Regions from separate parts of the Homo sapiens genome. Here region 1 is linked to region 2. Evidence: chromatin loops called from intact Hi-C (ENCODE). Cell type or tissue: PC-9. All regions are shown on one strand. Links, peaks and the distances in the headings refer to the core of each region. The heading gives the core; the rest is flanking DNA. Region 1 overlaps SNX9 (sorting nexin 9). Region 2 overlaps SYNJ2 (synaptojanin 2).

Region 1 (16,601 bases), core at 8,059-16,058, 230 kb after region 2:
CCAGGCGCAGTGGCTCATGCCTGTAATCCCAGCACTTTGGGAGACCAAGGTGGGTAAATCATTTGAGGTCAGGAGTTCAAGACCAGCCTGACCAACACGGTGAAATGCTGTCTCTACTAAAAACACAAAAAATTAGCCGGGCGTGGTGGCGGGTGCCTATAGTCCCAGCTACTCAGGAGGCTGAGGCAGGAGAACCCCTTGACCTTGGGAGGTGCAGGCTGCAGTGAGCCGAGATTGCACCACTGCACTCCAGCCTGGGCAACAGAGTGAGACTCTGTCTCAAAAAAAAAAACAAAAAAAAAAAACAAGGATTAGCCACAAGATTAAAAATTATGATTTAGGAGTCATGTAGCTGGAGGCTACAAGATTCTGATCCTCTCTAAACTGCTCCTAAGATCAGTGCTTGAGATACTTTGCAGACTCTGCACTTGATGGATCAGCTGGCACCACCCCGATCAATAAACTGGGCATCTGATCTTGTGGCCCCCACCCAGGAACTGACTCAGTGCAAGACAGCTTTGACTCCCTGTGATTTCACCCCTGACCAATCAGCACTCCTGGCTCACTGGCTTCCCCCACCCACCAAATTGTCCTTAAAAACTCTATGGGTAGACTGATTTGAGTAATAATAAAACTCCGGTCTCCTGCACTGCATGAATTACTCTTTCTCTATTGCAATTCCGCTTGTCCTGAGAAATCGGCTCTAAGAAATTGGCAGGCAAAGTGAACCCATTGGGCGGTTACAATCCCAGCATTCTGGGAGGCTGAGGTGGGCAGACAGCTTGGGGCCAGGAGTTCGAGACCAGCCAGGCCAAAGTGGTGAAACCCTGTCTCTACTAAAAATACAAAAATTAGGCAGGTGAGGAGGTATGGGCCTGTAATCCCAGCTATGCAGGAGGCTAAGGCAGGAAAATTGCTTGAACCTGGGTGGTGGAGGTTACAGTGAGCCAAGATCATGCCACTGCACTCTGGCCTGGGTGGTAGAGTGAGACTCCATCTCAAAAAAAAAAAAAAAAAAAAGACAAATGGGAAATAATTTTTTAAAATCTAGAATTCTGTACTCACGATGCTTTGAAATTGTCTTCAAACTATTTAAGCTCTTCTAAAAGAAACAAAAAATTAGAATTGCAATGAATTGAGTATGGATTATGCAAAATGGATCACTTAGCACTGCAATCAGAAGTACACAAAGACCATAGCTGTCTGTCTATCAAAGGATTGGTGAGTAAATGCACATTATACATTTTAAGTTAAAATAAGATAATCAGTACAGTTAACCTTTGAACAACACAGGTCTGGTCCACTTTACATGCACCGTTTCTTCTATTTCTGCCACTCCACCCTCCTTTTCCTCCACCTACTCAATGTGAAGACAATGAGGATGAAGGCCTAATGCTCTACTTCCACTTAGTAGTAAATATATTTTCTCTTCCTTATGATTTTCTCAATAACATTTTCTTTAGCTTAATTTACTGTAAGAATACCGTATGTAATACATATAACATACAAAATATGTGTTAACTGTTTGCGTTATAAGGCTTCCAGTCAACAGCAGGCTATTAGTAGTTAAGTTTTGGGGGAGTCGAAAGTTATACTTTAATTTTCAACTGGGCAGGCGGTCGGTGCTCCTAACCCCCACATTGTTCAAGGGTCAGCTATATTTCTTTTTCAATTTTCATTTTCGTCAATTCTTCAACCCTTGTCCTAAGCATCCTCCCATTGCTGGCACCACCTAAGCTGTACAGAAAGGCTTAGAAGGCTTCATCTCCTTGAAACCACCTTTGCAAAATTATAATTGAGGAAATTATGACACTGAAAGAAATCAGACCTAACCAACTCTATCTTGCTTGTAACCTTTAAGCTGTCCTTGTTCATTCCTGAGCACAGGCCAGAACTAACTTTGGGAAAGAATTTGATCCATGGTTTGACTCTGAAACAAAATTGGTAACAGCCCTTTCCTGAAAAGACCCCCTTCTTGTCTGGGGTCCAGTCTGCCTTTGCAGGACTAACAAAATAACTACAAGAAATTACAATTTCGGGGTCATGTAGCCTCTGGCTCCAAGAGTCTGAACCTCCCCAAATTGCTCCTGGGGATAACATCACTATTGTAAAACCTAAGATCAGTGATTAAGATATTTGCAGACCCTGCACTTGATGGACTCAGACCAGTAACCTGGCCCAACCAGTTCTGCCATCCAACCCAGGAACAGAAGACATTAAGAAAACCTAACTTCAACCCCTTAAGATTCCATCTGCAACCTGACCAATCAGCACTCCCCACTTCCCAAGCCCCTACCCACCAAATTATCTTTAAAAACACCAAATTATCTTTAAAAACTCCAATCCCCAAATGCTCGGGGAGACTGACTAACAAACTCAGGTCTCCCGCACAGCCAGCTCTACGTGAATTACTCTTACTCCATTGCAATCCCCCTGTCTTGATAAATCGATTCTGTCTAGGCAGTGGTGATGGTGAACCCATTGGGCAGTTGCATCATGAGGATTTTGATAAGAGCACTGGAGTCAACAAGATAAAAGCAAGACATGCATATATTTTTTAACTGTTAGATTATGTTACCTGTATGGTCACATTACCTGTGGCAAATCTGTTTTACATTAACATGGGCAGACTCATACAAATGTCAACCAGTAAGAGATGGCACTGTTCTCACCTTAATACTATCAAGCAACTTAATAGATACAGCAAACTTAATTTATGAATATGTTTACACTGCCTACCAACAGACTGGATATTTGAAGATATTAAGAATGTATTCTGAATTTTTAAGTATAACAGGAATTACAGTTATTTAAGTCTACAGTTTTGGAGATATATATTAAAATACTTATCATGAAACGATGTCTGGAATTTGCTTCAAAATAATGAGGAAAGGGGAAAATAGGGGAGGGGAGGCTAGAGGAAACAAAACGGGCCAGGATCACTGTGGAGGTGGGTGATGAGTACACAGGGGAGTGTCACTGTGCTGTTCTACTTTTGTCCATGTTTAAAATTTTTATAAATAAAAAGTTAAAATAGAAAATATTGAATCATGCCAAACCATTGAGATGATAGTTTAAAAGTCACAGTGTAGTAAATTCTTATCATTTTATGTTGCCTCAGCATGCACTTTGAAGATAAGTGGGACCTTGTCGTAGCAGAAGCAGGGCTCTGTCACCCTGGACATGGCAGAGGGTGCAGTTCTACACCTCCTCCCAGTTCCTCAACATGACTAATACAGATACCTGCCTTAGACAACTTCCTCCTGGCAACCACCTCCCCATGGGAAAGCTACACACAGCCTACTTCACTGGCCCCGATCCCCACACCCCACATGGGCTGTGCAGTCACAGTGTGACCTCCTGGAACCAATTAAACCTCCCTGGGGGAAACCTGTTTGGACCCCATGAAGGCCCATGGGTCTCTAGGTAGGTCTCAATCTCTCTCTCTCCCTTCACAATTCCTGACCTTCAAGCTCCCTGACCATCCTGTGTGTGACCTCCAGGATTGCTGTGTACTCCCAGGGCCTGTAGGTAATAAAATCTGTATTTCTATCTTGTGCCTCTCCTAATCATTGGGGGATGCCCTTCATCTTGAAGACCCTAAATTAAAACACACAGATGTGGAATTTTTCAGCATGACTAATATGAAATTCCAGTGATCTAATTCATATTAAAAATAATCACTTAATGGAACCATGAAAGAATAAAGATTCATTGAATCTCCAAATTCTAAGCCAAGATGATGCCATTTCTTCTTAGCCCATAACAGCATTCTGCCCCAGTTCTCAGGGTTCCAGCTGCTTTCTTCTACTGCTGCTCTCAAGACTGCTGGGGCTTCAGGAAGTTTATACCAGACACCCTGCAAACAGTGACCCTCATCGGAAGAGAAATGCAGTGAGTCGCTGATCAGAAATGGTTTCATCAGTCAGAAATCCAGCAGTCTGCAAGTACTTTGCTTATGTCTATGTGGCCACCAGTCGAGTGAACAGCATAACGGTAACAGCCAAATGGTCTGATGAGCCGTTTGTATTCACTTTCAGTATATCCAGGAAACATAATCTGAAATTTTCTATCAGACAAAATCTCGAATGCAAAATAATAGAGGTTTTTAAAAATTTCTTTACAAAGTTTTTTCTCCCAGCTGATTTGACTGGGGTATTCCTCATATAGAGAAGGATACTGTGTCAATCCTTCTGAAGCTCTCTTACTGATTGACTTAAATGGAGCACAGGATTTTCCTAGTGTGGCTTTAATAAGATACAATCAATTAAGTTTTAAGAAGGGATAAAATAAGGCTTAAATCCAGTATCAAAGCAAACTGACTGTTAACTCCTGCAGTTAGCTTTGGGTAATAAAGGCAAGCTCAACTCTTTAAAAAAGAAAGAAGAAAGAAAGAGAAAGAAAGAGAGAGAGAGAGAGAAGGGAGAAGGAAGGAAGGAAGGAAAGGAAAGAAAGGAAAGAAAAGAAAGAAAAGAAAGAAAGAAAGTATTTTTTGTAAAAGTCAGTCATTTTGGGTGTGGTGAAAACCCTCCAATGGTTTTATTGCCAAATAAATGTCAAAGCCCCCGTGGTCGCCTGGGCCTCCTCAGCCTGGGGAGCAGCCCCTCTTCCCTGAGCTCCCTCAGCTCTGGCCTCACTGTGCAAGCACCAGCCTGAGGGTCTGCTCTTTCCCGAGATCCAAAGACACCCCAAGCACCAGCCTGAGGGTCTGCTCTTTCCCGAGATCCAAAGACACCCCAAGCACCAGCCTGAGGGTCTGCTCTTTCCCGAGATCCAAAGACACCCCAAGCACCAGCCTGAGGGTCTGCTCTTTCCCGAGATCCAAAGACACCCCCACCTTCCCTCAGATCTCTACCTGAGTGTCACCTTCCCAGTGAGGCTTTCTTGTTTTTTTTCACCTGCTTTCAGAACCCTAGTGAAACCATGAAACAACCGGAGAGGATAGGAGAATCCAAACAGCTATGTATCACATTAAGACAGAAAGGTCTGAGCTTTGCAGAGATTCACGCCCCAATACTGCGCACAACCAGCAAGGTGGTTACCATGTCCTCAAGCAGCACAGCAAGGAAGTGGTGGAGAGAGTTACTAAACTGAGGGGCAGGAGGAAAGGCCTAAAGAGGAGACTGGAGGGCAAGATGGGGTCACACCTTCAAGGCCATGGCACTAGGTTACCATCCCCACCCTCAAATTATGCTTCACCCTGGGCAAGAGGCGGTGGCCTGGGAACTAAAATATTATAGGTCTGCTTCCCCAGCAGGACGGGGATGTAATTTGTTGTAAATTATTACAGAAAAGCAAAATTATAATTTTTCCCCCACTTGGACTGTGCAATGGAATTCACACCTGAATCCATTCAATTATTTGTATTTTACAGATAAGGAAAGTGAAGCAGTAAGTAACTTTTCAAAGTAATGTATTAATAACTGGACTGGGATTTGAACCCAGGCTCCTAATCTCTATGCTATATCACCATTACATGAAAATACATATGCTTCATAATCAGGTAGAACTAATTTTATTCATTCATTGCATCTCTAATAAAAGACATAATTTCTCTTTTATTCTAAATATAAAATTCAAGAGAAACAAAACACTAATAGGGGAAATAGGCTTTTATGTAACAGCTATAATGAATCACAGAGGAATGCCAATGACCTCAACATTAATTCATTACATATATACATCCCCACACACATATAACAGTAATTATACACAAGGACAATTCATTGATACCTAACACCAAAAAGGTACTATGAAGTCCAGCGTTTTTAAGTAAACCTGTATTTTATTAACCGAATCTATATACATTTTAAAGAGTTAAAGATCCCCTGACAATTCACCAGCTGGGAATCCCTTCTCTAGAATAAGCTCTGGGTATTGCAAACCAGGTAAACAAAACACATCAAACAACAGCTTACCTGGAAATCAAAAGGAGCAGATCCATTTTAACCATTCCAAGACGCTATGTCCTCGGCCACAAAGGATTTAGAACAAGCCTGGGCACAGACTACTTGCCTCGAATGTTCACTGGTTCCTAAGAGTGGCTTAGTTTAACCAGTGCCAGATAAAATTTTAGAGTACAACCAGGGAAAGTGGACATTTACACTTCTCTAAAATGTACTTTCTGTCCTGCAAGGTCAGTCACTAAAATAGGAGCTCTTTAAATGAGACCTCAAACTAAACATGCCTTCAAGTATTTAACACCATTCCCTAAACTAGAGAAATGATCCTCTTCTACATCATGAGTAACATAATGTCAGAATATTTAGCACTTCTACATAAAATTTTCACACTATGGCTCTTTATTGATATACATTTATTTTTACTCTTAAGTTTCCAATGGCTAAATGGAGGGAAACAGGTCAGAGGGTCTCATTTCTGACTCCAAATACTGAGCTATCTCACTGTACACTATGTATACATACTTTTACCACAGCAACCGTACACCTAATGGAAGATATCTAAGTGTCTGTGTTCTCCATTAGACTGTAAATTCTCTGGATAGAAAAATATACATGCATTTTCACTTACAGTATAAATTCTAGAGAGAGACTGTTGAATAAAAAAAAAAAAAATTATTGGTCGAGCACAGTGGTTCATGCCTGTAACCCTAGCACTTTGGGAGGCTGAGGTGGGCAGACTGCTTGAGCCCAGGAGTTCAAGACCAGCCTGGGCAACATGGCAAAACACCATCTCTATAAAAAATACAAAAATTAGCCAGGCATGGTGATGCATGCCTGTAGTCCCAGCTACTTGGGAGGCTGAGGTGGAAAGATTGTTCGAGCCCGGGAAATTGGGGCTGCAGTGAGCTGCTACTGTACTCCAGCCTGGGCAACAGGGTGAGGTTCTGTCTCAAAAAAACAAACAAAATTTGATTTTTGGAAGCAATGTAGCATACTGAATATTTCTGTCAATATCCCTTGATGTTCATGCATAATAATATTCTAATGTTAACCACAGCCAACAATTACATGTATTCCTTCCATAATTAATGGTACAGCATATGCTGTTCACGGAACCCACAAGAAACTGAACAGTGCAGTTCAGTTGCCACCTTGTTTAAATGCCAACGACGGCTTCACGATCTGCTGCCCTTCTCTTATTTAGACACCCGTTACTTCTTACTGACTGCAGAGACAGGTCATATGAACACAGACAGCATGCCCATGCCTTCATGCATATGGGTCCTATAATAATACATGGGTGGATTTGATTATTCAGAGGTAGATTTACCTAGTTTGGGGACTACATTCTTTTTTCTAGCTTTGACAAACATTTGTTTCTTTACTTCCTTAAAGCTTCTAAGTGGGCAAACAGGAAAAATGAAGCCGCTGAAATTCAAATTCATCAAAATTAGGTATGGGTACTTACCACACAAATAACATTAAAAACTGGATTTACACAAAGGCATGTATTATCTGACTTATAAGTAATTTAAGAACAGGATTCTTCTCTCCTAGTGAATTAAAAGTTATTTTCATTATATAATCACGGTAGGAACATATTATACAATGCAAATAAATCTGGACTGATTACTGTTTTAATAACACACAAAACTGTATCGCATGTTTTCTGGCTAACTTAAAAGGCAATAGGAAGAGTAGTAACCAGCCTCCATGGTAATGTGAGATTGTAACAGTGTTGAGACATTTTGCATATAATACCAACGATCAATCAAAAGAACTGAAAAGTTACTGACAACACTACAAGTTGGCGAGAAACTAAATAGCTTCTGAGAATATTTTACGGATCTGTGATTTTCTGCATCATATGAACCCAGTTAGATAAAATAATCCTTTAAGCAAGACACAAGTGTTCACTGCACACGGCATGCTAGTGCAGCCACCCAATTTACGGCCTCACAGATCTTAGGGACCAACCAAGGACAGAACCCAAGTTCTTTCTTTTATTTTTCCATCCCTCACAATAGTGGTTCTGGAAGTTAGGTCCCTAGACCAGCAGCATCAGCATCACCTGGGAACTGGTAGAAATGTGTGTTCTCGGCCGGGCGCGGTGGCTCACGCCTGTAATCCCAGCACTTTGGGAGGACAAGGTGGGCGGATCACGAGGTCAGGAGATCGAGACCATCCGGGCTAACATGGTGAAACCCCGTCTCTACTAAAAATACAAAAAAATTAGCCAGGCATGGTAGTGGGTGCCTGTAGTCCCAGCTACTTGGGAGGCTGAGGCAGGAAAATGGCGTGAACCTGGGAGGCGGAGTTTGCAGTGAGCTGAGATCGCGCCACTGCACTCCAGCCTGGGCGAGAGTAAGACTCTGTATCAAAAAAAAAAAAAGAAAGAAAAGAAATGTGTGTTCTCAGCCCCACCCCAGACCTCCTGAATCAGAAACTCTGTGTGATTTAACAAGCTCCCCGGGTTGGTGACTGTGATACAGCTAGTTAGAGTACCACAGCTCTACCATTAATTCCTAATCCTTAGGAAATATCATCACTTTAGCAAGAGTTCAATTTCTCTCTCAGATGGAAGCTTATTACCATTGCCATATCTTTCTGTATAGAAGAGAGTCCTAATGAATCAGAGAAGAGGGGAGTTTGAGAAAAAAATTTAATACTTGTAGCATTTTAGAGAATCACTATCTATCACTTTCATAATGAAAACTCCAGAACGTGCACAAGATGTTTCCACTTATCAAAAAGGGTAATGGCTATAATCCCAGCACTTTGGGAGGCTGAGGCAGGAGGAATGTTTGAGCCCAGAAGTTCAAGATCAGCCTGGGCACATAGAGAGACCCTGTCTCTACAAACAAACAAACAAACAAACAAAAAATTAAATATTAGCTGGCTCTGGTGGCATGTGCCTGTAGTCCCAGCTACTTGGGAGGCTGAGGCAGAAGGATTGCTTGTGCCTGGGAGGTCGAGGCTGCTGCTGTGAGCCCAGATCACGCCACGGCACTCCACCCTGAGCAACAGAGTGAGACCCTTCTCAACCAAAATAAAAAATAAATGGCTAGGCATGGTGGTGTATGCCTGTGGTCCCAGACTGTATTAGTCTGTTTTCACACGGCTATAAAGAACTGCCCAAGACTGGGTAATTTATACAGGAAAGAGGTTTAATTGACTCACAGTTCAGCATGGCTAGGGAGGCCTCATGAACCACGATGGAAAGTGAAGGGGAAGCAAGGCACCTTCTTCACAAGGTGGCAGGAAGGAGAAGTACTGAGTGAAGGTGGAAGAACCCCTTATAAAACCATCAGCTCAGTCAGCATGGGGGAAATCGACCCCGTGATTCAATTACCTCCACCTGGTCCCTCCTGTGACACTTGGAGATTACAGCGATTACAATTCAAGATGAGATTTGGGTGGGGACACGAAGCCTAACCATATCACAGATACTCAAGAGGATGAGGCAGGAGGATTGCTTCAGTGTGGGAGTTCAAGGCTTCAATGAGCCATGTTTGCACCACTGGACTCCAGCCTGGGCAACAGAGCAAGACTCTATTTAAAAAAAAAAAAAAAAAAAGAAGGGGAATGGGTTTTTAAAGGCTGAAAACTTTGCTTTTGGTCATTATATAGTAATTGAACTCTAATAGAAGTAAATATTAGAATATTTTAAAAATCTTGGCTGGGCATGGTGACTCACGCCTGTAATCCCAGCACTTTGAGGGGCCGAGGCAGGTGGATCACTTGGTGTCAGGAGTTTGAAACTGGGCTGGCCAATATGGTGAAACCCCATCTCCACTAAAAATACAGAAATTAGCTGAGCGTGGTGGCACACATCTGTAATCCCAGTTGCCTGGGAGGCTGAGGCAGGAGAACTGCTTGAACCCAGGAGGTGGAGGTTGCAGTGAGCTGAGATCATGCCACTGCACTCCAGCCTGGGTGACAAAGTAAGACTCTGTCTCAAAAATAAAATTAAATTTAAAATGTCTATACTTTTTGGTATCATCTTGGCTTTAGATGATTCAGACAGCTCAACCTATTGTAACCACAGATCTCAGTAACCTAACGGGTATTGATTTCCTAGGGTTTTGGAGCTTTTAGGGGTTGCAAGGACATTGAATACGCTTTACATACTGTTGGAATTGCATCAGACTAATCTGGTTCAACTTTTATGTAACAAAGTTATGAGCTGCTTTTCAGTTGGCATGGACCTCCAGGTTGAACGTCACATCACCAGAGCATGCCCAAAACTAAGTGTGCAGCCATGGATAGAACCCACGTGCTCAGATGGGCACTTGGAATGGAATGGGCATGAGGAATGAGCACTGAATTAAGAAGTGGACACTAACAGTTTGGGAGGCTGTAATCACAATTCTTTGGGAGGCTGACACAGGAGGATCGTTTGAGCCTAGGAGTTTGAGACCAACCTGGGGAACATGGCGAGACCTCAATTCTACTAAAGAAAAAAAAATTTAAAAAATTGGCCGGGGGGGTGGCACACAGCTGTAGTCCAAGCTACTTGTGAGGCTGAGGTGGGAGAATCACTTAAGCCCAGGAGTTCAAGGCTGCAGTGAGTTATTATCATGCCACTGCACTCCAGCCTGAGGAACAGACTGAGACCCCGTCTCTACAAAAAAAAAAAAAAATTCTTTTAAATTAGCCAGGTGTGCTGGCACGCACTTTGTGGTGTCAGCTTACTCAGGATGTTGAGGTGAGAGGATCGCTGGAGCCCAGGAGGTTGAGCTGCAGTCAGTGGAGGTTGCACCACTGCACTTCAGCCTGGGCAACAGAAGAGAGACCCTGACTCAAAAAAAAAAAAAAAAAAAAAAAAAAAAAAAAAAACCACAGTGGACACCACATGGCAGGATCCAAAATCCGATCAGATCAAGCCCTGGTGTCACCCCATGGCAGGATCCAGTCAGATTATGCCTCCAGCATCACCCCACTGCAAGATCCAATCAGATCACGCCTCATTACCTCTAAGTACAAAACCTGACGTAGCCCCCAGCGTGGAGAGACAGACTTAAGTCCAACTCCTGTCTCCTTGCTCAGCTGTCTGGCAATAAGCCTCTCTCACTACAAAAACCTGGTGCTTCAGTGTTTGGCTTTCCACTACATGGGCAAATGGACCCAGTTCAGTTCGGCAATACTGGTAGATAGTCACGGGACAAAGTAAATCTGATGCATCAACAAAACAACTGTAAAATCATATTATTCAACTCTTGACTCTAAAATCTGAGTCATGGTTTAGGAAGGCGGGAGGAGAAGTGCAGTGCTGGAAACCCTGCCTAACCACAAAGAATTAACCACCCTGCCTCTTCTAAGCTCCTGAGGGAGAAGGCACATGGTGGCAGGTAAAATTACCAATGTATTTATGAAACAGCAATTTGTAACACCTTCAGATTCAGTGCTAGTTGTTCAGTAAGTTTTCAGTTATGTTTTAAAGCTACTTTTAAAACATACTCTTTTTTTCCCCTGGAAGAAGAAAATTTCCTTAAGTACCATACTTAAGAAAATTACAAAATAATATTTGTAATCCTGAATGCATTAGCATTCTTCTATTGAAGTGCCCTTACTATGTGTAAGCATTAAAAAATTTTTCCAACCTAGTACAATTTGAAACAAATTAACAGAAGGTATATAAGTTTGGGAATCTGCTTTAGAGGCCTAAAGACAGTAAGTTTTTAATTAAAAAAAAATCTTTTTTTTCCTTGTTACAAAAGCAGCAAATATTCATTACTTAAAATCTTGAGACTATAAAACAAACTAAAACATAAAAAAACTTCTTATGTGCAGCCACTATGCAATAGGCAACTATTTATACATACGTCTAAATTTTCAAGCCTTTTTCTGTGAATTTAAATTAGGAAATACATTTAAACTCGCACATTTTAAATACACCAATTCATTAATATCTGAATGTCAACTGTCCTAGGGAGGATCCAAATCTTTATTCCCAGCATCCAAGTGGCACAAAATAGCTACTGAAATGTCTGCTGAACTGAATATCTGGGATCTGACAAGGCAAAGTCTGGACTTGCAGACTGTGGAGCTGTACTATGGAAGTATTTTTGAAGCAACTGAAGTGATAGAGTAAGGTTTAAAACTCACTCAAAGTACTAAGTAACAGACTGATATGGTTTGGCTGTGTCTCCCCAGATCTCATCTTGAATTGTAGTTCCCATAATCCCCACATGTTGTGGGAGGCACCTGGTGGGGGTAATTGAATCATGGGGGCAGTTACCCCCATGCTGTTCTCATGAATTCTCACAAGATCTGATGGTTTTATAAGGGTTTTCCCCCTTTTGCTCGGCACTTCTTCCTGCTGCCATGTGAAGAAGGACATGTTTGCTTCCCCTTCCACCATGGATTTGTAAGCTTCCTGAGGCCTCTCCAGCCCTTTGGAACTGTGAGTCATTTAAATCTCTTTTCTTTATAAATTACCTAGCCTCGGGTATTTCTTCATAGCAGCATGAGAACAGACTAATACACAGACATTTCAAGACTTGGGTCCTTTGAAAGCCTCTGGGCTTGAGGAACTGTGCCAGGAGCCTGCACTGTGCCCCTGCAGACAGCCTGCCCTCCTTCAAGACATTGTGCCCTTTGAGTACAAGGACAGGCCTTTCATACTGACATCCCAGAGGACCTGGCACATCTGAAGTTCAAATGAATGAGTTGTGGATGACAACGGGTGATAGGCAACAGAATGAAGCTGCATTTCCCCCTCTTTAATTTATCCCTAAAGTTAAGTGTCTGACTTAATGAACAATCACAAATCTGTGACTTCTGAGTACTGTCCCTGTGGGTAATAATACCATATGACTCGATTTTCAGATACTACAAATAACTTAGAAAAATTCAGTCAGACTGAATAGCATCCTTAAACACTGCATTTACAATGCCTAGAAATTAGTAAGTAGTCTATCATGTGCTTTTAATAGTCAAAAGAAAAATGACAAAGAAATATCAATTGGAAAGTTTTGAAATGCCCACAGTTTGACAGCTTGACTGAAGGTTTGGTTTCAACCAAAATGCTTAACAACTTTTTGACCTTTCCCTCTGCAAAGATCAGATTAACACTTTCATGCACATATTCCACTCCCTTCACTTGACAGTCTGCTATAAAGATGCTCTGACTTGGATTTTGTTCCAGCAACTAGAGCAAGCTAATACCTGAGCCACTGCCAGACTGAAACAACTGAAGTGCTGAATAAAATATTAAAAGCAAAAGATACAAACTAAACACCTTTTGAAACACACTGCTGAGTTAGCACAAAAGGAAAGGCTCCGGAGAGGCCACAAAGGAAGTGAAAGCAGAAACCCTGGGAGAACACATGTGCTGAGGCAGGATTTCCCGCTGGGAGACTCCACAAACCTGGGAGCCTGGCTCTGTGCTCTGGGGACTGTGTGGGGGCAGGGGAGGCAACACACAAAGTGTCCTGTATTAAGCTACAAGCTGGGACTCCAAAAGGACCTCAGCATAAGGGTAAAGAGGAAAACCTGTGTGCAAGGAAATGTCTCATCATTGATACAGAGTAGTGGGGATGAGGAAAATTTCTCCTGAGATGCCAGGTCCATATTTATTCTACCCAGTATGGCTGAGAAAACATTAAGCCAGGAATTAAAGATATAGTGACTCCAAGGATGTAATGTCCCCAGGAGACTGGTATCAGCACACACAAATCCTCCCTGGAAGGATACAACCTCAATCTAGGTAATAGGATTCCCACAGAGGAAGTTCCAAGGAAAACAAGCAACTCAAGGAAAAATCAAATCAAATCACAAAACACACAAGAAAACAAAGCACCATGAGTGAGAATGTGCAGAAACGGATGGCTGAATCAGACTTCTGAGATTAGGACGGAAAACTATTAATGTTTTGACATGCTTAAGAGAAGCTTAAAAATATGAGCAAAGAACCAGAAACTATAATGAATGATAAGCAGATTTGAAATAGAACCAAATACAATTTCTAAAAATAGAAGATAACCGAAACTGAAAATTAAATGGATGAATAAAAGAGCAGATTTGGCCTGACTGAGGAAAGAATAGTGAACAGAAGGTAAGAACAAATGAAATCATCCAGAATGTAGCACAAAGAAAACATGACAGGTTGACAGATGGGAAGTTAGATTTCCATCGGTCCTTTTCATGTTACTAGAGTTCCAGAAAGAAAGAATGGAGAAAAGGCAATTTTCATGAATAACCGCTGAGAATTTTCTAGAGCTGCACTCACCTATAAAGTAGCCATTAGCCACATGTGGCTACTGAAATTAAAATTTAAACACAGTTCCTCAGTCACACTAACCACATTTCAAGTTCTTGTTAGCCACAAGAGGCAGGCAGTTACCATATGGACGGCACAGATGTAGAACATCATCACAAAGAGTACACTGAACAGCACTGTTCTAGAACTAACGTAGCACCTGTCCTCAGATCCAAGATACCCAGGAAACCCAAGCTGTGCAACTAAAATCCACACATGGACACACTACAGTCAAACTGCAAAATACTAAAACTGAGAAAGTTAAAAACAGCCAGTGAGGAGTCACACCACGGACAAAGGAACAATAATTAGCTAACTGGCTTCCCAGCAGCAAATGTCAAAGCCAGTAGAAAACAAAGGAAGAATACCTTCATTGTACTAGGAGAAAATGCTGTCAACCTAGAACTCTTTCAAGACCAGGGTAATTTTCATACCTAAGAGACATATAAGAGATTTACCAACAACATACCTTCTCAATGGAAATTCCAATTCATTTTAGATGGAAGGGAAATTATCTCAAGAAAAGACTGAAATGTAAGAAGAAACAGTAAGCAAAGACACAGTACAATATGATTAGATCTAAAACATTTAACTGTATAAAAATAATGTTCAATTTGTGGTGAAAAAGATATAACTAAAATACTGGGCAATAATTGATCATATTGGGGGAGATGACTGGAGTTAAATAACCTTATGTCTTTTTGTAATTCAGGAAAAGGCTAATGATATTAAGTAATTTCAGACTTTAATGTTAACATCCTTATGATAACCACTGGAAAAAAGAGACTTATAACACAAACCTTCCACAAAGTTGGGAGTGGGCTCCTACAATCTATAAGATGGTAGACAGAAATCCAAATATATCAGTAAACACAATGCTGTACAGGCAGGCACCAAGATCAGACTGGATAAAAAGGTAAAATTCAGCTATTGGCTTTTATATATCTGGGAAATATTTACCAAAAGCTAGTGAAATCACATTAACATTAGAAATATAGTCTTTAAGAAAAAATGCATTACCAGAGGTAAAGAGGTTCACTTCATAATGATAAAAACTTCAATTCACCTAGAAAATAATACTAATTGTAAATGTAGAGAAAATTTTTAAATTCACCATTTTAGCATCACCATCAAGTAGACAGAGGATCAGTTAGATACAACAGATCAAATAGAGGAACACAATTAGTAAGGATATACATATAAACAGCACAGTAAGTCTAGTGGACATAGAGCATACAGAATAGACACACACATCAATAATATGTATACTCTTTTTGTGCACAGGTGAAACATAAAAGCTGACTGTATGCTGGGAATAAAGTTAGCCTCAACAAATTTCCAGGTACAGTATTGATTTTAATTAGGCTCCCTGATCACAATGCAATCAAGTTAGAAATCACCAACAAGAAAGAGAAAAACCCAATACATTTGGAAATTAAAGACAATTCTGACAACTTGTAGGTTAAAGACAACTCTTTAAAGTCTCAGAAATATGAAGCTTGTTCCAACTACCTTAAAACATCAGGCAATTTCTCATGTAATCATTAGTAAAATTGATTATGTTTTAAAAAATATAATTGCCAATACCTAAGCTGCAGATGTAAATTTTGTGTTGTACCTGTATACACTTTTAACAAATACACTAAAACACATGATTAAAAGAACAAAAGCTTACAGCTGGGGATTAATAGTTTTCTACTTCAATAATCGAGTCACTTATCTCACTAGAATATATTTTTGCTCTTTTAAACTTGTCATTGAAGATACAAAAGTGATCACAAACAGTCTCAGCTTCTTGAGGCTGACAGCATTCAAAGGAGCCAGCCATCAGTTATAGAAACAAATATAAAATGGCAGTCGGGGTGTGTAATGTGACCCTGAAACAGGGGCGGGGACATCAGGAAAGGCTTTCCCGGGGAAGTGATGCTTAGACGCATTAAGACCTAATATGTGGCCAGGCGTAGTGTCTCAAACCTGTAATCCCAATACTTTGCGGGGCTGAGGAGGAAGGATCACCTCAGTTCAGGACACATGGTGAAACCCCATCTCTACAAAAAATACAAAAAGTAGCTGGGCATGGTGGTGCACACCTGTAGTCCCAGCTACTTGGGAGACTGAGGTGGAAGGATCACCTGAGCCAGGGAAGTCGAGACTGCCGTGAGCTGTGTTCGTGCCACTGCACTCCAGCCTGGATGACAAAGTGAGACCCTGTCTCCAAAAAAAAAATAATAATAATCATAATCATAAAAACTTAACATCTAAAAACAAAGTACCTAGGGAAGGACAAGGGAGAACAGCATTCCAGAAAAGAAACAGCAGTACTGCAAAGCTACAAAGTTTTAAGTGGACAATTAAAGTAAAACTATAATTTAATTTTCAGATGGTCAATATAAAAACAAGGCACAGTAGAAAAACTGCAACATTTTTATGCTTTC
Region 2 (16,601 bases), core at 5,292-13,291:
AGTTGACTTCATATCAAATAAAAATCCAGTGGTTTTGATTTTTTCCTTTGCCCTGGTGTGCAGGAAGAAAGTACCTCTTCCCGGCACTCACACTTTCTCACCTCTCCCCAGGAAACATGAGTCAACTACTCTCCCAGTCCCAGCCCCGCCCTTCCCCTGCACCCCAGGTCCACACATGCCAGCTCCCTCTGGCAGCATAAATTAGCCTCAACAAGTGGCCGAGGCCAGAGCACTGCAAAGAAAACACAGCAATCATCAGCCCTTCCTTTTACTTCCTAAGTGGCAGGGAAAGAACGGGGTGGTGCATGTGTGAGCATAGAGAAGGAGCCAGGTGAGAGATCCCCACACAGCCAGGGCCACAGCTTAGCTGGCTCAGAAGCAGGCTGGCTCCCGGAGAGCCTCAGAGGCTCTGCTCCCAGCCAGGCACCTGACTCAGGAAGTCCCTGCCTGGCCCCGCACACCTGGCCCCTTACCTGGCATTGACAATATTCCCTGCGCTCAATTCCACCATCTCTTCAAACCCCACAGCAAATATGTCAGCTGGGCTGCTGTCATCTGGGGAGCAAGGCAAGAGATGACAGAAGTCAGAACCGCCAAGTCCCGCATTACGAGTTCATGGGGCTCCCCAGTGCCCTCTCCCGAGTCATGCTGTCCACTGCCTGAGTCCAACTCCAGGTGGCTACCATTGCTGCTGGGAACTGCCCCAGTGGAATCTGCTTCAGAAATGCCTGGCTTAAATGCAGCAGTGAGCCCAGAGGGGCCCTCCGTCCATTCTGTTCCCTTTGAACAGGGGAGGTCAGAATTTAATATAACCTTGTAGCCATTGACTGAATCTGTCCAGTCACGACCTCTGACACCCAGGCTCCTGAGCCACCAAGCCCAGTCATGGCTCCAGCTGCTGCAGAAAGTGAGAGGCCCACCTCCCCAGGGTCCAGCTAGGAGGACATGGCCTCTGTCAGCGAGAGGCCAGGCAGGCTGTCCACTTCCTTCTCTGTTGACCACAATGGGCAACCTGGAACCTCTAGTTTCCCTGACTTAAAGCTTTTTTTTTTTTTTTTTTTAAATAAAACAATCCCCGTCCCTCTGTCTGATCTGCTTGGCAATAGTAACCACAGCACTCCTTTCCTTCTCTGGAACCTGGTGTATCTCTAGTGGGACTGCTGGGGAGCCTGCTAGTGTCTACCCCAAAAAAATCCCCTGCAAAATACCAGCCAGCTTGCTAAAAACATGCACACCTTCCTGCAGGGAAAAGAAGAGGAGTCACTTTCGTGGGGACTGGAGGGACGGCTCTTGAGCCACGGCTGTGCTAAGCACTCTCCGCGTTGATGGGCCTGCTCCGGAGGGCATCCTGAATGGCTTCTGGAGGCACCACAAGCAGCAACCCAGGCTACCACCGACACAGAGAGCCCCAGTGGCTCTGAATGGTGGACTCTGCCACCTGCCCTTGGAGGCAGAAAGGAGGGCACAGATGGCGTGTGCACAGGAAGGGATGGGGCTCTGGGTACTACCCAGGCAGCTGTGGGGCATGAATGTACACATGGGCCACTGCATGTCAGCTAGACCACAGGTCACTCACCAACAGGCAAAAACCTGAACCACAAGTTCCTGAGTCCAAGGAAGCAAAACAAAAAACAAACAAACAAAAAAACCAAGGCCCGAGTCAACGATGACTGGACAAGAATCATTTATTCTTCAGATCCTAAGTTCTGGGGCCATTCAATAGTGTATCTTACAAGATAAAAGGTGAGGTGTCAACATTTGGAATTATTTTATTCCTAAATAGCACATGAATTATTTTGTGACTACTTAAAGCAGATTAATAGAGTTGGTTTGGGGAGAGGCAGGGATGAGCTGTTCTTGGTCAATATCAACACTGAAGGCAGGGCCAGGCGCGGTGGCGCATGCCTGTAATCCCAGCACTTTGGGAGGCTGTGGCAGAGGGATCCCCTGAGGTCAGGAGTTCGAGACCAGCCTGGCCAACATGGCAAAACCCCATCTCTACTAAAAATACAAAAATTAGCTGGGCGTGGTGGTGGGCGCCTGTAATCCCAGCTACTCGAGAGGCTGAGGCAGGATAACTGCTTGAACCTTGGAGATGGAGGTTGCAGTGAGCCGAGATTGCGTCACTACACTCTAGCCTGGGTGACAAGAGTGAAACTTGTCTCAAAAAAACAAACAACAACAAAACAAAACAAAAAACAAAAACAAAACACCGAAGACAGGCTTGGCTCCCAACCTCACAGTTACATGGCCCTAGAAGCCACACCTTCCGACTGGTGACGAAAAGATTCTACTGATGAAAGCCTAAGACTTCACCATCACTGTATGCAAAGAGAAAAGAGAGATTCACCATCTGCTAACTCTTCTAAACATCTGGGAAAGGAAAAAGGTCAGTTACTTGCGAGGCAGCATTCTTGAGAGTCAGGCCATGGTGCTATTTAGACATTGTGAGGAGGGAAGACACCAAAGATGAAATTCCACAAGACGATGGCCACTAAAGGGTCAAGCGTGACATGTCAGGTTAGGTGCAATTGGATTTTGTCTCCCCCAAAGTCACTGCCCTCACCCTGGGAGTCGGTAGCTCCCGAGAGCTGGGGCGAGTCGAGCAGCCAGTCTGTCAGCTCCGCCGTCCTGAGCACGTTGCTCCGGAACTGCTTTCCTCCGTTCACGTTCCAGGTCCCCATAGCAATCCGGATCCGCTTGAAATTTGTGAATTCGGACTGACGCTCAGTCATAGCTTTCAGGATCCTGGGAGTCACTGTCAGGAGGCATAAAAAGGCACATTTCTTTGCAGTTCCAAAGCTCAGGCATCCTCCAAAAAGACAGATGAGGCTGCCTGGCAGAGACAGATGGTTCATGAGCCTCTAGAGATAAACCAGGGTATGCTCCTTACGAAGACGACAAAAGGCTTAAAACCACGGTCACCACGGGGCTTCCCTTATGGCATTTCTACAATAAAGGCGTGAAAACATAAGACTGGAAACTCACCGTCTATACCCCTACCCCCAACTGAAGCCAGAAGCCATGGGACATCAGACCATAGGGATCTCAGACACGACAGGGAAAAGCCGTGTCCTCACTGTCCACTCCGTAGAAGAACAAGGCATAGGAATTTAAGCAAGGGCATGCTGTAACTGACCATATTTCATTGTGTATGCATCCATATACACTATAACTTTAAGTGTCTTACCAACCCAGACAGCCACCTTTGCATCCTCTGCCTTCCAGCCTGCATGTCTGATATGTTTTGTTTTGCCCCAGACTTAAGGCTTTAAAAAGTCACTACACAGAACCATCTCCATCCTCTAGATAGCCAAAATATATTCCACCTTTTAAACTTGTGATGTAAACCAAATCTAACTCATGTCTGCCTTGCTATTAAATAAGACTCACTGTACAACATGGAGCTTTGTTCACCTTTTACAGAGCTGGCACTGTTTCCAGAGTAGAAACTAAATATCACCGTGCCTATCGGAAGCCAAATTAGAGCTCCCCCAGTGACGGTGACAGTGGAAAGGGCCGTGAACCCATTTTAAGCATGGGCTAGTTCATTTTTCAAAAACACCTGACATTTCTAAAGCGACACTTGTACATTCTTATAAGGAAAAATGCTGGGTTTCCCCTACTTTTCCATGAGACCTAATATGTTTACAGGCTCAGGTAAGAAGATGCCATTAAAATGCTCCCAAAGGAACCTCCTATATTGATGGAATCACGATGTCTTGCCGCTGAGACCAGAAGGTGCCCTCATCCCCAGGGGATGACAGCATCCTCCTTCTCTGTTTCCACAGGGTCCTCAGGGGCCAAGAGAGAAACTGGAGGCCAACTTCATGGGAAGCTCCCAAAGCCAACATCACCTGCTAAGGGCCCAAGAGCCCAGGCAGCTGAGGAAGTTTCTGGAGTAGGTTAGCATTCAAAGGCACCGATGCGTTTAGGAGAGTGCACGGCCTCTCCCTGAGCCCGCCTGGTGTCTCTCGCTTCTCAGGATGGAAACACAGTCCAAGCCGAGACAGAGGAAGCGTGAGCTCCCAGGCCCAGCAGGAAAGCGCAGGCTCCCGGGAGAGGCAGTGACAGCTGCAAGGTGCATGGTCCACTGCTCAGATCCCAGGCACCTCTGCCACCCGCTCTCTGGATAGCACAGAGGCGGTGGGAAAGTGGGGCTGGGGAGCACCCTACCTCCCTGCCTCGCCCTGTCTGCGGCAGGCCCTACCCAGGAGCGCCGTGCTGTCCAGCAGCATGCCCCCTTTGTCTGCCACCTCCTCGCCGTAGACGTCCCCAACCAGCAGCAGCTTGATGGCCTCCTGCTTCACCCCGTCGAAGAAGTTGGACTGGATGGTTCGAGACATGGACCGGGCTCCATCCTTCAGCTTCCCCACCTGCCGAGAGCCCAGACCGCAGGCCGTGAGGGGGGTCCCTGGGGCCCCCACCCTGCCCCCTCGGCGGGGCCCTACCTTGGCCTTCCCTTCCAGGGCTCTGCTGCCTGTGAACACCTTGCTCAGGCTGTGGCCATTCAGAGACCACATGGCTTTGAAGGACTCCACAAAGCGGTCAACGATGGGTTTTGAACTCAGCCCCAGGGTCTTGAGCTGCAGATGCAGGACCTGGGGAGGAATAAGGGATGGCTGTCACTGGCTTCTCCCACAGAGGCCCTGCAGCCACTGTCCCAGGAGGTTCCTTATTCGGCAGCCTGTGGATTACGCTGTGCCTGGAAGACTCTGTGCCCCTCCAGAGGATGAGGAGTTCCCACAGCAGAGAGTGACTTCCCACATCTCACCCCAACTTTATCTATAGGGTCCACCCAAGCCCTCCTCTCACCCCCTGACACTTGAACGCCCCTGCACCCCGCCCCGCCCCACCCAATGCCAGAGGCTGAAGAGCAAACAGTGGTGGACAGCAGGGGGTGCTGACCCTACCCCCGACCCCCCAGCCAGGAGAGGTCAACCAGGCAGCTGGGGCCATGCAGACAGAGGTCTCCCTCCCCAGCTTCAAATCCAGCCTCATCCGGCCAGCCTCACACTGCCTTTGGCCAATGGTGCATCCACGATAATCATTACACACAACCGCTGTTCCCGAGGAGCCTTTGGGCCACCATGTCTGGGATGCATTTCACAAGAGGGTGTGAGAAAGTGTGCCTACGACAGAGAAAGCAGCCTCCTGGGGAACCCCTCTCTGGATGTCCCAGTGTCTCCCTGTCCACCTTCCCCATAGTCAGAAGGTTGTCTTGGTGATGCCACCCTCATCTTGCCGCTAAAGGTGCTCAGCCCAGCCTGTCCAGCTGAAGTCACAGGACCTGGCACAGATGGCCGAAAAGGCTGTGGCAGGGACGCACCTCGAGCGCGATGAAGCTCTGCACAGTGTTGGTTCGGTCCAGGCAGTCAAGACAGTTCATCCGCAAAGTGCCTTTCTGAAAACTTAGGACAAGAAGAAATGTAAACGGTTATATGTTGTTTTCAAAGAAGCAGTGGCCATAGCACAGAGGCCCATGTCTGACTTTTGACTCCCAAGGAAACATGGTTTTTTTTTTTTTTTTTTTTTTTTTTTTGAGACAGAGTCTCACCTCTGTCACCCAAGCTGGAGTGCAATGGCATGATCTCGGCTCACTGCAACCTCCGCCTCCCAGGTTCAAGCGATTCTCCTGTCTCAGCCTTCCAAGTAGCTGGGACTACAGGTGCGTGCCATCACACCCGGCTAATTTTTGTATTTTTAGTACAGACGGTGTTTCACCACATTGGCCAGGCTAGTCTCGAACTCCTGACCTTGTGATCCGCCCACCTCAGCCTTCCAAAGTGCTGGGATTACAGGTGTGAGGAAACATGTTCTAAGAGGGAACCCCTCACCTCCTCATCAATAGCCCCCCAGAAACCCCAGTGTCCATCCCAGTGGATCCCCAGCACTTCTGGAAAGGCAGGCAGACCCCAGGACACACACTCAGTAGCCTGCACAGCTGGGTCGTTTTACGTTTAGCTGGTCCTTGTTATTTATAGCAATTATGTTCTATAAAGTTGTAGGAACACTGAATTGGACATGAACACAGAACCATCGCTCCTAGGGGAAATATAGGGTTAGGTTCCTGCAAACCTCTGGTCACATTTTTATCAACTGATCAATATACAACCTTGTTTTATGTATGTTTCCATATAAAGACACCTTATTGAATATATATATTTGCTTAATTAACACTGAACCATGGCCGACAGCACTGTAGCTCATATAGGGACAAAGCTTATCTTAACGTGCATTTTCTCCATAAAGCACATCACCACCTTCTTGTGCTCAGAAGTACTAGACAGCTCTTCGGCACACTGCTTGGGGCCATTCTAAACCATGAGATCCCCGAACAAAGGGGGGCCCCTAACAAAGACCCCACAAATGTGAAAAACATGGTACTAAATCTTAAAAAGGAAACTTGTTTAAATACGAGGCCAGAGTATTTAAATACTCTGTCCAGCAAAAATGCTTTGCATACTGATTTTGGGGTTACAAATCAGTTTTAAGGAATAGGTAAATAAGCCAATATGGAATCTGCAAATAATGAGGACCCCCTGCATGTGACCTGAGGGAACTGGACTTCGTTTTTCTCCTCTGCTCTGAACAGGGAAGTCCATACCCTGGTCTCCTCTAGCAATCTAAGTCTATGCCAGCCATCCCACCGCGACTGTGGCCCTCACTCTCACAGGCCTGCGTCACAGCGTGGAGCTCCATGTTTTAATGCAGTCCCCTTTATTAGTTCATTTCTTTTGCCAGAAAACCATGACTCAACATCTCCTTGAGAAATTCAAAAGCCTGTCTCCTACTGTGGGAAGGGAGATGAGAAGCTGGAACCCAAGATTCCCGGCGTCGCCAAGCTTATGACCCAGGAAACCACAAGGGTAACTGAGTGGGGAGGGAAGGAAGCTGCCCCTCATAGGGCACATGTCCTAGACTGCACGGCCCCTCTGCCGCCTCACCCAGCAGAAGGCACAGCACGCAGCGAGCCTCACCGTGGACTGACGCTTCCCCCCAGCAGAAGACGCGGCACAGTGCGCAGCGAGCCTCACCGTGGACTGACGTTCTCCCCCTTTGTGAACACATCGAAGTCTTCCCAGTGCAGCTTTAACTGTGGCCTCAAGAGGGTCTCCAATTTCTCTAGCTTCCCACCTTTGGCAAACTGATGGAAGTCAAAATTGATCATAGGCGTGTCGCCCGCGTGGCAAGAAGCCCAGAGCAGCTTCTGAAAAGAGGAGGGGAGGGCGGTGAGGGGAGCAGAGGGAAGGGAGGACGAGGAGGGCAAGCTCCTTGCAGAGCTTGACCCGTGCGGCTAACCAAGGTGACTCGCCGCAGGACGTGCTTTAGCTGGAAGCTCACAGTGGACCAGGCAGTTGACCCCAAAAGGGAAGCACAGGACAAAGGCCCTGGGGGGACAAAACCCACAAAGAGCGTCTTGCCTGCGAAAGGGCAGAAGGTCCCCCTTGAGCAAAAGAAGCCAGAGCAGGTGTGGCTTCCTGGAGAGATCATACTCCTGCAGGGCTCTCTGGAGGGCACAGGTGAGGAAGGACTGCTCTGTTCTTCAGGTGGCCCAGGTGCCCCAGGCCCTCAGAGATAGCAGTGCTGTGGCAGGCTGCAGAGCTCATAATCCAGCTCCCCGTTGCCCTAGTAACCGGCCCCATCCTGCCGCGCACCAGCCTCTGGTGGTTATGCTCTGAAGAGACCAAGTCTCCAGCTGAAGTGGCCCAGGTGGGTCCCACATCCCGATGCTACTTCAGGATGGTCAGGGAGCCAGAGTGAAGGTGGGGAGAGATGGGAAGCAGGTCAAGGGGCTGCTGATGGCACCAGGATGCCCTTAAGAGCCCTCCCTTCCATATGAGGCTTCCCTGGCCTGGCAGCTCCCTGGCTTTCTCCCCAGAGAGCCCCGTGATGAAGGACAAACTGTCCGCCTACCCAGGCCACCCGGCTTCCAGGCCTCTCACCCTGCACTCATGCCCTTGTGGCTTCAGGTCAGGCCAGTCCAGCCTCTGCCCAGCCAGAGGTCCTAGTGACTTGGAAGGACTAGAAGGACTTGGGGGTCATCTGATCTGACTCAACGTGACTGCCTGTGATAGGTCTGAGTGTAAATCAATGCAGTGCTGCCATCATCAAGCAAGTCTTGCTGTGAGCAAGAAGCTGGAGGAGCCCAACAGTGCCTGGTGGCTCAGTGCCATGCATTCCACAGCCAGTGCTTCATCCAGCAGGACTGATGGCCATTGGGCCCTGGGCAGGCTGCTGGGCCACCAACCTTGGTCTGGGCCAAGCTGAGGTGGCTGAGGGCCACCCCAGGCAGGGCCATGACCCAGGTCTTCAGCTAGAGTGCCCCTCCCTACCTGGCCAGGAGCCCACCCTTCTCCGCATGAGGTGGCTGCCATCTCCCGCCCTCACCAGTGCCGGGCACTTCACCCACTGATGGGAGGGGCCACAACTCAAGGCATAGGGGAAAAGGACTTGGGGTTCTTATTATTATTCTTATTTTTTAGCTTTTTCCCTTCTTCCTTCAAATTAGCAGCCAGCATCACTGCCAAGATGGGTGGGAAGGGAGACACTTCTGGAGCTCGTTGCTAATAGCAACAAACCAAACAGGAAAAGCAGGTCTGGCCAAATAAAATTGGCAACCAGGAAGTGCCTGCTCTGAGCATGAGCATGTGGCATTTCTAAGCAGAGGGAAAGGCTCAGAGATCGCCCTAACCCCCAGTGAGGCGACTTCGAGCTCTCTCTGTAAGGGATATCTTTGAGCTTTAAACAACGAGAGAGTTTTTCTCTATTAGGCAGGGGACATGGAGGCTGGTAAAGGAACCAGGAGCCCCCTTGGCTCATTCTGGAACGTCTTGCGCCTGGGGAGCAGGGGGCGGGGGCTGGAGGCCTGGGATCCATGCACAGGGATGGAACCTGGCCAGGTGGGCGGAGTCTCTTGCTCCCATGGCTCTGTGACCCTGCCCAGGATCTGTCCAGGATCGCCAGGAAAAGCCCCCCAAGGAAGTCTGAAGGAGCCCACAGGAGCCCAGCAGCAGCAGGTCCAGGAGCTGCCATGAAAGCCCGAGGAAGAGGGGGAAATTTGAAGGCCAGCCGGCAAGCAGGGGAAAGCCACCGAAGTTCCTGCTCCTGAGCCCTGAGGCCGGGTGCCCTGTGGGGCTGGGGGAACTCACCCAGGACCAGCCAGGGCAGAAAGGGAGGCCTGCCTGCTCCTGGGCTGGACTGAGAGGGGTACCTTGAGAGGTCAGAAGCCCTCAAAGCCCCATGGGGAGGGAGGGTAAGGGACACATGGCTGGGGACAGGAGATGCTCTGTTTTGACTTTGAGCAAATTCTCCCAACCATCAGCTCACAGAAATTACACTCACTAGGCCGGGCGCGGTGGCTCACGCCTGCAATCCCAGCACTTTGGGAGGCCGAGGCGGGTGGATCACCTGAGGTCAGGAGTTCTTGACCAACCTGAACAACATGGTGAAACCCCGTCTCTACTAAAAATACAAAAATTAGCCAGGCGTGGTGGCAAGTGCCTGTAATCCCAGCTACTTGGGAGGCTGAGGGAGGAGAATCGCTTGTACCTGGGAGGCAGAGGTTGCAGTGAGCTGAGATTGCACCACTGCACTCCAGCCTGAGCGACAAGAGCCAAACTCTGTCTTAAAAAAAAAAAAAAAGAAAAGAAATTACACTCACTGTATCAGGGCCCGAGTCACTGAGCACTGCCGTGTTCACTGGTCGGAATGCTGGGGAAGCCTCAGGAAACGAAGGAGGGCTGGGCTGTCAGCTCCAGTCCCTGCAGGAGCCACCTCCAGGCTCAACGCTCCACCATGGCCACCTGCCGCCCAGCCCAGCTGTGGAGAGGACAGCCTGGCCTTACCTTGAAGGCTCTGTTGAGCACCTCCTCTCCGCCTCTGCTTCCCAGAAGGTTCACGACCACCTGCTGCCCGTACTGCTCCTTCAGAAGCACCATGTGCCTGCAAAGGCAGCGGGGTGGGCGTGATGCTGGGCACGGGCACAGGTGCAGACTCTGCCCTGTTCTGCCCCTCAAGGGAAGACGGGGCAGGAGTCATGCTTTCTTAGTGCCACAGTCCAGGACCAGCTGTCCCCCATGACCCAAATCGTGGAAAATGAGCCTGGGTGGAGAGAACCTGCACCTCCCAGCTGCCATTACTACTAGCTAGCGTAGACTTCTACATTTGTTTGGAATCAGACAAAGGATATGCTGCACTTTCTATAAAGCACCTCCCATTATATCTAGAACACCTAACCTGAACTTTCATCAAGAGAATTTTGTTTTTGAGACAGGATCTCAGTCTGTTGTCCAGGCTAGAGTGCAGTGGCACGATCATAGCTCACTGCTGCCTCAAACTCCTGGGCTCAAGCAATCCTCCCAACTCAGCCTCTCAAGTAATAGGGACTACAGGTACATGCCACCACATCTGGCTAATTTTTACTTATTTATTTTTCATAGAGACAGGGTCTTGCTATGTTGTCCAGGCTGGTCTCGAACTCCTGGCTTCAAGCAATCTTCCCACCTCAGCGTCCCAAAGTGTTGGGATTACAGGCATAAGCCACCGTGCCTGGGCTAGAGTCTTACACATGCAATGTGCACATGTGTGAAATGAATCTCTTATTTTGCTTGGTACCCACCCTTCTCAAAACTAGAACAACTGGCAGGAGAGCTCTCAACTCAGCATCCTGTTTTCAATCTAAGTGCTATATTGCATTATGCTAAACCACAACAAGGAGATACAACAAAACTTGCAGGCTTTGGAAAACATTCCTTGTATTGGAAGCTACTTTCTAAATATGTATGTTGAAATATTAGGGAGAGATTCCAATATTTATTCTTGATCACCAGCTTTTTAAAAGTAACCTTACATTTCAAATTTAAACATGTTGAAATGTAGTGCCTTAAACAAAACATAGGGAAATGATACAATGCAAAAAGCAGATGTCAAATTATCGTTTAATGGTGCAATCTTTATGCCTAAATATAGAAAAAACACTGGAAAAAAACACATGATGTCAAAAGTGGTAGAATTTTATATGATTCAAGTTCTTTTCTTCTTTAAACATCTTTCTCTTTTCCAAATTTCTGTAATGACACGTTTATGAGCGGAATTTTTTAAAGAGCTAATAATGATCATGAAAAAAATCATTTTTTTTCTTATGCAGTAAGAGAAAACATTCTCTTACTAACTTTAAGGGACAGTAGTAGAAAGACTATGGATTTTGAAGTGGGTAGTTTGAAGTTAGGCTTGCCTGCTGACTCCCTGGCCTAAGTTAAGGGTGAGCACCCTCCCGGGCTCCCGTCTCCACGTGCAGCTCCAGGCAGCCCTGGGGCGGGCTGTGTGTGGCTTCAGCCCTTGTGGGCTTTCTTTTGGGTCGGTCTGCCCAGAGAAGGTGCATCCCAGGCCTGGCTCTGACACGTGCAGGCTCTGCCCCTGGTGAGGGAGCCCACCGTGGCCACACATCCAAGCCACATCCCACAATGTGGCTCATCGGAAACAAGGCCCATTTCTGATCTCTTCCTGTCTCATTCCTGCCCCTTCTTCTCAACTGGTTCCAAAGCCCAGGGCCAGAAGGAAACTGTTATTACTCATTATTACTCACTATTCCTCATCATTACTCTATGCTGTCCCAACCCCAAACTCCCCTGATCAAATGATTCATCCCTTCTGAGCTGGCTCCTTCATCTATAAAGCAGGGCTACTTCCCCTCCTGCGGAGAATGGCGAGGAGGACTAAAAAGACGAGTGAAAGTGACAAGGACAGTGCTTGGTGTGTGGGACGTGGTTCCTCTTTCTTTCCCTTTATTGTAAAATGCTCGTTATTGGTGAGCTGAGAGGCCCTGCCGACCCAGGTAAGGGGACGCTGGCACCCAGGGCGTAAGGGAGCGCTGGCACCCAGGGTGTAAGGGGACGCTGGCACCAGCAGCAAGGTCGGCATCATACGGGCTTCTTCCTGGGTCACCCTGAGCATTGAGGCCTTTTTTTCACTTCCCCTGCCTACGGGTTACTGTCATAGGAAGCTACTTGGAAAACAGGAGTTTTTCGGGATACTGAGGAATCAGATTTCTATTTGGAAGCATCCTTCTCATCTTCAGGGAGGGACCAAGAGTTCAGCACACCCTGATGTGCACAGCAGCCGCCCGCAGAGCGGGGCGGGGAAGGAGAAGGGGTTCACTGTCCTGTGAGGAGAGACTGAGGCACCGCCCTGTGAAAGGTTAGCCCTTCCACCGAGACTCATCACCACACAGAGATGACAAGACCCCACTCAAGCAGCTGCAGCCAAAGTCCTGCTGCAAACAGCCCTCCTCAGATATGGAGCACATACAGCAAAGTGACAAGAGACCGCCTCGGCTAACAGGGGCACCCATGCAGCTCAGGCAAAGGAAAACAAGCATCCTCTGGGAAGAAAAACTATCTGTGTGAAGGTTTTGCGGGGGAAAGAAAGGATTTACTCTCAACCAAATCCATCAGAGAACCGCACGACTCTTGAGAGCGCAGTGATGTCCCAGAGAAGAGAATTGGGAAGCACCCAGGACAATGCACATGCCAGTCCAGGGACACCATCGAGGACCTGGGCAGCCTGCTTTCAGGGGGACCCTCATGGTGCCCCACTGCGGCCACTAGGCAGACATGTCACCTTATTTCCAAACGTTATCTCGAATGAGGGGAACATAGTCAGCAATGAACATGAGAGCAGCAGCACCTGCAAGGGAACGGGAGGGCTCCTGCCTCCAGCCCAGTGTCGTGGGTAAGAAGCATTACAGAAGAGACTTCCTGGACACAGTAGCTGCCTGTAGAAAGACTCACCCTTTCAGCAGCTTGTCCTGTGATTTGCAGAAGAGATCTAAGTGTACCCCTAGATTTAGGAATGCTTTCCAAGGGGCAAGGCAGCCTCTGGGGTGCTTGTGAGGAGAGAGAGGTCTCATTCTCTGTGGTACGTGCATCTCACACACCATGCATTACCAGGATTCTGAAAAATCTGCAGTCTATGCAAATGTGCTTCAACTAGATGTATGTATTTTTTAAGAAAGCTCCTAAACATAGGAGGGTTCCTGAAGCGAACCCAGCATGACCCTTCCCTCTTGTTTTGGGTCAGCTTCGGGTAGAATATTTTTGTTTTTTGTTTGTTTTGTTTTGAGATGGAGTCTCGCTCTGTCACCCAGGCGACTCCCTAAAATCTGAGCCACCAAGCTCAGCCAGGTAGAATTTCATTTTTGGTTTCATGTTCACTATTTCCTAAGACAATTTAGTATAGATGAATGTCAACTGAAAGAACTCCGCATGTAGAATGCTCAGGACATACTAATAATGCTTTGGAAAAGGCAATGGTCTTGTCTATACTTGATTAAATATCTCTTTAAAGAAAAGCGCATTACATGTCACACACTAATCAGGGGGTCACATCTGGGCTCATATGACAAGTGTTATGTTTAACAAGAGTATGAAAGCAAACTTAAAGTCTCAATAAAGCTTCAGGTAGAAGGACTCAAACACTTAACACATTACTTTCGAGAATTTTTACTATATTCACTAAGACAATTTTAAAATATTGAGTATTTAGATTAAATAAGCAAATCTTTTAAGAAGTTATTATTTCAAATACATATTACAAATAGCTCTGCTTTTCTTAAGCAAGCTGCAAAACAGTAAATGTGTTATGATCCAATTTGTGTATTTAAATACACACACACACACACACACACACACACACACATAAAATGCCAAAATTGTTTTCTAGAATGACATGTAAAAAACTACTAATAGTAAAATCTCTGAGAGTGGTAACTGGGAGTTAGGGTACTTTTATTTTTCACTTTATACTTTTCTATACTTATTTATTCTATACTATTTTAAAACAAAAAACAAACAGCTTCAAATACCCTATAATTTAGATGATCCCTTATTAACCAGGGCATAGAGATGAAGCCTCATTGCAAGAAACTGGTAAGATAAAATAATTATAAAGTGCTACCTGAACATTCATTAATTTACCTTCAGGAAACCTGAGAACAAAGTAAAAATCCCATTTTGTCATCTCCCTTCTTGCATAAAGGACCAAAGGGAAAGCAGCTTTAGATTCAGGGTTCAGGGTCCTCCCTTTCCCGTCGCACCCTCTCCCTTGTGTCTGATGGGAGGACGATGTCTAAGGATGACAATGACAGGCTTGGATGGTGTCAGACAATCCCTACCTGTCGAAAGCAGGGGCATTGGCTTCCAGGCCTCTGTGGAGTCTCAGATGATGGGAGCCAACCTAAAGCAAAGAGAAGTAACAACAGTGATTCTTCCTTCTCTGCAAACCAAGGAGGCCATGGTTTTTCCCATTCTCCTTCTTACTCCCAGCCAGGCTGCATGTGGCACCCACTAGGCCACCTCTGTGGTCTCTTCAGGGCTCAGGAAGGCTGAGCTCTCTGGATTCAGCTAACAGTGCTCCAAACTCAGGTCTAGGTGCCTCGAGTCTGGCTTTGCTGCTGCCCAGTCCTAACTGCAACATGACCATGTCTGCTGCAATTCTTCCACAGAAAGCAGATCCAGGGTAAGATGATGAGGCAGATGTCAGATCCTAAGCTCTCTGATAGCACAGAGGTCAGTGAAGCCAACTGTGGAGACAGAAACTGCTTCTCAGTCTCCTTTATGCCTTCAGGGACACTAATTTCCCCCTAAAATCTGAGTCATCCTAATGATCAAATTTGCCTTATTATTAATAGAACTATTTATTTAATACTCAACTTAGTTTTAGAAAATACATTTAAAATACATATTGTTGCTGGAGTCAGCTTAAAGGGGCTTTTGCTGGCCAAATCTGGGACAATCTGAACATCAAACTGTATGAGGACAGTAATGGATTTTAACCTGATGAATAAAATAGAAATTCATGAATCTATACTGATGATAACTAGATGGGTGAATAGATGGATGGATGGATGGATGGATGAATAGCTGGGTGGATGGGTAGGTGGGTGGATGGATGGATGAATGAATAGCTGAGTGGATGGATGGGTGGGTGGATGGATGAATAGCTGAGTGGATGGATGGATGGATGGATGGATGGATAGCTGAGTGGATGGATAGATGGGTGGATGGGTAGGTGGGTGGGTGAGTGGATGGATAGATGAATGGGTGAATGGATGGGTGGATGGCTGAATGGATGGATAATGGGTGGATGGATGAATGGGGGGATGGATGGATGGGTGAATAGATGGGCGACTGAATGGATAGATGGATGGGTGAATGGGGATGGATGGATGGGTGGGTGGATGGATGGATCAGTGGATGGATAGAAAGGTGGATAAGAGAATGGGTGGGTGGATGGATGGATCAGTGGATGCATCAGTAGATGGATAGGTGGGTGGATGGATGGACAGGTGAATGTGAGGATGGATGGATGGGTGGGTGAATGGGTAGATGAAAGATGGATGGATAGGTAAGTGGGTGAGTGGGTGGGTGGATGGGTGGGTGCATGGATGGGTGGATGGCTGGGTGGATTGATGGCTGGATGGCTGGATGGGTGGATGACTGGATGGATGGATGGATGACTGGCTGGATAGAGGGATGGGTGGATGGTGGGTAGACAAGTAGGTGGATAGGTGGATGGGTGGGTAGATAGGTGGACGATGAGTGGATAAGCAGGTGGGTGGGTGAATGAGTGGATGAATGGATGGGTTAATGGGTGACAGATGGGTGAATCAGTGTGCAGGTGGGTGGGTGTGTAGGTGGGTGAATGGGGAACAAGAGAGGGCTCTATAGTAGAATACCAAGTAATAAATTTGGAGGAAATCATTTAAAAATCATCATTTTACAACTGTCATAGTAAATAATTGTTCAGCAAAAATTATCTGTTGATGATAAATCTTAAGGGAAAGTTTAGTAAAAGGCAGGATACCAGCATGGTCTCAAAGTGTCTCCCATAGATTGCTGATTAGTTGGAAGGGAAAACATATTAACCGTAAGTGGAGAAACTGAATAGCACCTTGACTGGGTGACCAAAATTAACATCACTAATGAGTGGCAGATGGACACCGTGTGCCTCCAGATCTGGTACCCTGAGAAGGATACAGCATCATGTAGGTAGCATTCTGGTCAGGGATCCATACACTGAATGTGATTATAATGAAACACTAGGAAAATGTAAATGTAGGGACCCTCGACTTAACGGAAAAGAAGGCTTGCATTCTCCAAAAACATCAATGTTTTGAAAGACAGAAAGCCGAGGAACAGATGCAGATTAAAGACTAGAGACATGACCACAAAATGCAGTATGTGATGCTGGACTCAAGGCGGGAAAAGGTGCTTCAAAGGACATCACTGAGACAAGTGATCAATTTGGAATATTGCCTGCAGATGAGATTGAAGTACTTTGTCAATGTTAAATTTCCCAAATGTGTACCTATACTATATGTAGGAGAGTATATTTTGCACTTAAGTAAAGAGACACTGACATGGTTTGGATGTGTGTCCCTTCCAAATCTCACGTTAAAACGTGACCTCCAGTGTTGGAGGTGGGGCCTGGTGGGAGGTGTTTGGATCATATGGACAGATCCCTCATTAATAGCTTGGTGACAACCCCATGGTAATGAATGAGTTCTTGCTGGTTCACAGGAGAGCTAGTTGTTTAAAGGA

The links. A loop is a pair of places that touch in the nucleus more often than their neighbours do. Peaks named below come from ENCODE experiments on the same cell type or tissue, not always from the same donor. Only the 100,000 strongest peaks of a DNase experiment are listed, where the experiment ranks them.
Region 1: it touches region 2 in a loop (11-fold over the local background); 6 of 110 quality-filtered maps call a loop at or near these places.

The regions. Positions count from the first base shown.
Region 1 is chr6:157,828,292-157,844,892 of GRCh38, reverse strand. All of the region lies in intron 1 of SNX9 (sorting nexin 9), which reads right to left. Among named protein-coding and RNA genes, the nearest start is that of SNX9, 13 kb to the right of the region's middle. RefSeq lists a silencer at 2,322-2,616 and enhancers at 3,134-3,283, 14,063-14,801. In PC-9, for the core only: no CTCF peak of the experiment used is centred there; DNase peaks (open chromatin) are centred at 10,862 and 11,162; H3K4me3 peaks cover 418 bases; H3K27ac peaks cover 3,965 bases.
Region 2 is chr6:158,052,601-158,069,201 of GRCh38, reverse strand. It overlaps SYNJ2 (synaptojanin 2), which reads right to left. Exons shown (of 27, transcript NM_003898.4): 6 at 14,174-14,235; 7 at 9,849-9,945; 8 at 7,038-7,210; 9 at 5,330-5,411; 10 at 4,452-4,601; 11 at 4,211-4,376; 12 at 2,567-2,758; 13 at 474-555. Among named protein-coding and RNA genes, the nearest start is that of SYNJ2-IT1, 60 kb to the right of the region's middle. RefSeq lists an enhancer at 1-220. In PC-9, for the core only: no CTCF peak of the experiment used is centred there; DNase peaks (open chromatin) are centred at 7,381, 8,141, 8,591 and 11,591; H3K4me3 peaks cover 1,571 bases; H3K27ac peaks cover 5,800 bases.